Linked DNA regions of Homo sapiens: region 1 is linked to region 2. The links are chromatin loops, found by intact Hi-C in ENCODE. Cell type or tissue: pancreas. All regions are shown on one strand.

The links. Peaks named below come from ENCODE experiments on the same cell type or tissue, not always from the same donor. Only the 100,000 strongest peaks of a DNase experiment are listed, where the experiment ranks them.
Region 1: a loop joins it to region 2, with 2.9 times the contacts of the local background. A loop is called at or near these places in 62 of 110 quality-filtered maps.

What each region holds. Positions count from the first base shown.
Region 1 is chr1:180,193,254-180,195,753 of GRCh38, forward strand. It overlaps QSOX1 (quiescin sulfhydryl oxidase 1), which reads left to right. Exons shown (of 12, transcript NM_002826.5): 11 at 960-1,139. Among named protein-coding and RNA genes, the nearest start is that of LHX4, 36 kb to the right of the region's middle. RefSeq lists enhancers at 1-317, 619-788. In pancreas, no CTCF peak of the experiment used is centred here; a DNase peak (open chromatin) is centred at 1,034.
Region 2 is chr1:180,477,262-180,479,761 of GRCh38, forward strand. The region is part of intron 3 of ACBD6 (acyl-CoA binding domain containing 6); the gene reads right to left. Among named protein-coding and RNA genes, the nearest start is that of ACBD6, 24 kb to the right of the region's middle. In pancreas, a CTCF peak has its summit at 1,111 (motif pointing left); no DNase peak of the experiment used is centred here.

The DNA.
Region 1 (2,500 bases), 280 kb before region 2:
GAGGAGTGGGGTAACCCGAGCAGCAGCGGAGACAGAGGCTGAGCAACGCCAGGGCCGTGTGGTGAGGCCTTGTGGTGGGGAGGTGGGCACCTGTGCTGGGTGCAGAAGAACAAGCTGAGAAGGCAGAGGAGAGAGAGAGAGGCAGGTGTGGGCTGCTGCGGGTCTCACCTTGCCAGGAGTGAGGAGAGTAGGGTGCCAACGTCCTGCTGCGTGGAGGGGTAAAAGCAGGAGATTGGCTTCTAAAGGCCTGGGAGGTTTGCGGTAGGAAGGAGCGAGCTTGGAGGCAAGCACCAGCAGCCCTGGAGCCTGAGGGTGAAGGGCTTAGGAGGGGCGTGTTGGATTAGGAGTGGTGTCCTCAGCGGGGAGCCTGGTTTCAGTTAGAGCAAGAAAGTGGGGCTGGTTAACAGGTCTTTGCTGATGCCAGTCCAGAGGGTCCAGTGGGTGGGAGGGGGTGGGGGGAATGGAAGGGGAGAGCGAGGAGAGATGGAGACAGATTAGGAAGGGCATGTGCAGGCCAGGTCCAGGCCCGAGGGAGGTGACGCATGGTGGAAGCAAGTCGGACAGGCAGCATGAGTGGGCAGGGGAGGAAGGGCCAGGGGCTAGGGCGGTGGCCCTCTGGCCCCTGCTGACCTCTCTCACCATGTCACAAAGAGCCTGAGTTTCCTGCCAAGGAGTGTGGACTTTGTCCTGGGTGTGAGTGACAGGCACCCAGGTTAGTGGCAGGGAAGGGGATCCAGGTTTAGGAGTTTTGGGGGGATGGGGTCTCCTGTAAAGTGACCATGGCAGGTAGAGAAGTAGACAAGGGGACACTGGGCCTCTGCTGGCATAGGCTGGGGTGTGTGGCACCTGTGCAGGGGTGGCCACGGCAGGATGGGGGGCGGCAGGGTGGCCTGGGGAGGCAACGGCTGTGGGGCTGGCAGCCTGAAGGGCTGGTGCGTGGCATCTCCTCTGCCCTGTAGCCAAGGCCAAGGAGGTCCTCCCAGCCATCCGAGGCTACGTGCACTACTTCTTCGGCTGCCGAGACTGCGCTAGCCACTTCGAGCAGATGGCTGCTGCCTCCATGCACCGGGTGGGGAGTCCCAACGCCGCTGTCCTCTGGCTCTGGTCTAGCCACAACAGGGTCAATGCTCGCCTTGCAGGTAAGGAAGGACCATCCCCAAGGCTGGAGTCACTTGTGGGGGACGAGGGGGTGAGGATACTTGGGAGTCTTAGGCCAAAATTTGGGGAAGGGACACTCATTGTCCCCTCAGTCACAGCCCAGGCCTGTTAACCAATGCCAGTATCATCAGCCCCATTTTTGACATGAGGAAGCCAAGGCTTTGACACTGTAAGACCCTGGTCTTCCCATGCCGTTGCTCACTTTTTCCCTGCTCTAGGGCCCCTCTCTAGCCTACTGGGGTCCCTCTCCCGCCTCCCCTGCTCCGTCTTCTGGCTGTTGGCCCCTTACTCAAACTGCTAGGGCAGAGGGAGCTGGGGTTCTCTCTCCCTGGGAAGGGTCTGATGAGAGAAGGGGCTGGAGGAGACCAGGTCGTTCCTGGAAATACCAGGCACCGGCTCCCAGGAGGGAGCCTTGCCCTCTGCGTTCCCTCATTATGGTGCTTCCTTTTCCTCATCAGGAGTCTGATGGCTCTAACAGGCAAACACATTAAACTCCAGGGAGCTGGGTCGGGAGGGAGCCATCTGTGGACAGGAGGCGGTTTGTGTGTCGGGAGGGAGCGGTGCACGTGGCTGTGACAGCCTCCCGGGGGGGGGAGACCAGGGCGGAGCCGAGGTTAAAGGAGCTGAATGGAGCAGGTGGTGGTGCAGGCGCCTGCACTTGGTCGTGGTCTCCTGGGGCCTCCTATCGAACTTTGAAAGGAAGACATGTGCCTGTCTTCTCCTTCCCCCACCCCGCCCCTGCCACCAAATGCTCCATTTGACCCTTCAGCCCCTTGACCTCGGCAGGCTCCCAGCTGCTGCTGGAGGGCCAGGAGCCTGGGCCTGTCCCTGAGAGGCCAGAAGCAGGGTGGTTCCCTCCCCTCTCTGGTGGGGTCCTTTCAGAAGAAACTCAAAATTACCAGGCACAAGCTGAGAGCCCCCTCCACAAGGCCTGATCACTATGACTCATGACTGGACCCTTGACTCTGCTTGTTGTCCCCTCCCCAAAGTAACCATTCTGACTTGCATGCCACTTGCTGTTGCTGCTCCTGCTTCCTTGTAGTCAACAACTTGTCCCCCTATTAAAACCTTTAGGAGAAGTGCTTCTACAGAAGGGATGGGCTGATGCATTCCCTGGGCAACACTGCGTGAGGGGCTGGTGGCCGTGGCTCACCCTCTGGGACTCATCCAGAGGCTGCCTAGAGGGCTGGGCCCACCTGGGGTACCAACAGCCTGCAGCCCCAGCAGCATCCTGACTCTTCCAAGTACCCCTCAGGTCTCCCCCCAACTATCCCTTGGAGCCCACCCCTACCCCAGAGGGCTGCTGCTGGGTAAAAGCAAGGATTGCCATGAGCAGCTGCCT
Region 2 (2,500 bases):
ACCCCTCAGAAAGCAAAACTATAGATCAGGGAGGACTGCTATACATTTTTAAACCACAAACAGGGACCACTAACAAACACATACACACATATAAGAGCATACACACAAGCATTAAGAATCCTACAGTTCCTAAATATTGCATAACTCTTTATAAAGTCAGTAGGATAGACCATTAAATGTTTTTAATAACACACCATGCTTTTCTGTACTGAAAATTACCTCTATATGGAGGTTAATAAATTTGGCCCAAAATATAATCAATCTCTGTTCCTAGTAACAAAACATGTCATAATAGAGTTTATCATTAGAACGAATTTTTTTTTCAGTAGAAAAAATAATCTCCTTATAATTTAAAAAACAGATAAAATGCAGTTCTAGTTCTTAATTCCCAACTAATACACACAGGTTACTTTTTTACTAAAATAAGTCAGAAATGTTTTATTAAAATCAGGAAAGAAACTATTTCTAGATTATTTCTTTTAGCTATAGCTTTAACATCATAATTCAATTAATCTACTAAAATGTGTAACTGTTGTATCTGCAAAAAGCTTATTCTGCTCTAATGCACAAATAAGAAGTCTTAAAAAAGTCTTCTGCAAGCTGGGCAAGGCAGTGTGCACCTGTAGTCCCAGCTACTTGGAAGGATGAGGCAGGAGGATAACTTGAGCCCAGGAGTTCAGGTCTAGCCTAGGCAACATAGTGAGACTCCATCTCTTTAAAAAAAAAAAATTCTTTTGCAAAAGAAAATTTTAGTTGCACAGGATACTAATTTTCTCTAAATTTTCTAATAAATTTAGATCACCATATGATGCTTATTTTTCTTAACTTACATGGATTGAATAAGAAAACAAAGTCATTTTTAATTCTAATCTATTATCCCAAAAGTACATCATTTTGGGATGTAAAGATAATAAGATTATCTTTATTGAAATTATTATAATTTTACATTAAAATGTATTTTTATTTATTAAGTACAGCTAAAAAATAATTTCTAATCTTATAGTTTTTATTGTGTGTCTATTAGAGAAATACACAAAATAAGCATAATTGAAGTGTATTTAGTTTCACAGAAAAATCAGTAACTTTAAACTGTGAAACACTGCCCTCTATAGTCCACTGAATTAAACAACAATTCAATTTATAATACTTAGAACAATACAACCTAGACAAGGAATTTTGGACTTTCTGCCTCGTTCCTGAAGCAAAATTTTCCCGCTCTATAAATCTCTCTTTTTTTTTTTTTTTGAGACGGAGTCATGCTGTGTCGCCCAGGCTGGAGTGCAATGGCACAATCTCGGCTCACTGCAACCTCTGCCTCCCAGGTTCAAGCAATTCTCCTGCCTCAGCCTCCCAAGTAGCTGGGATTACAGTACCACCATTGCTGGCTAATTTTTGTATTTTTAGTAGAGACGGGGTTTCACCATGTTGGTCAGGCTGGTCTCAAACTCCTGACCTCAGATGATCTGCCCACCTTGGCCTCCCAAAGTGCTGGGATTACAGGCATGAGTCACCACACCCAGCCTATAAATCCCTTTTTTAAAAAGAAGTTTATACTAGAGAAATGCCTATTTCAGATATCCATTTGGCTGGGCACAGTGGTTCACACCTGTAACACCAGCACTTTGAGAGGCCAAGGCAGGAGGATCACTTGAGCCCAGGTGTTCAAGACCAGCCCAGGCAACATGCAAGACCCCATCTCTACCAAAGAAAAAGAAAAAGAAAATTCGCTGGTGTGATGGCACACACCTGTAGTCCCAGCTACTCAGGACGCCAAGGTGGGAAGATCACTTGAGCCCAGGAGTTTGAGGCTGCAATGAGCTAGGATTGCACCACTGCACTCCAGCCTGGGCAACACAGCAAGACCTTGTCTCTAAAAACAAACAAAATATTCATCAATCTCATTTAAAGCCTCTTCTCTAAAGAAATCAATACTTGCATGCTTATTGCAGCACTATTCACAATGGCAAAGATAAAAAGTCAACCTAAATGTCTATCACGGATGAATGAATAAATAAAATGTGGTATATATACACAATGAAATATTACGCAGCTATAAAAAAGAATGAAATGTTATTTGCAGCAACATGGATGGAACTTGAGGTCATTATCTTAAGTGAAATAAGCCAGACACAAAAAGACAAATATCACTTGTTCTCATTTATATATATGAGCTAAAAAATTTGATCACATGGAGGTAGAGAGTGGAAAGACACATAACAGAGACTGGGAGGGGCAAGTAGGGGGAAGAGGGGAAAATGAAGAGAAGTGGGTTAAAGGGTATAAACATACAGTAAGAAAGAAGGAATAAATTCAATGTTTGATAGCAGAGTAGAGGGACTACACTTGACAAAAATGTACAGATACCCGAAATGCCCTGATTTGATCAGTACAGCACTATATACATGTAACAAAATTTCACAGGTACCCCATATATTTGTAGGAAAATACAAGCAGTATGGCAGGTACGCCTGTAATCCCAGCACTTTGAGGCGGAGGCGGG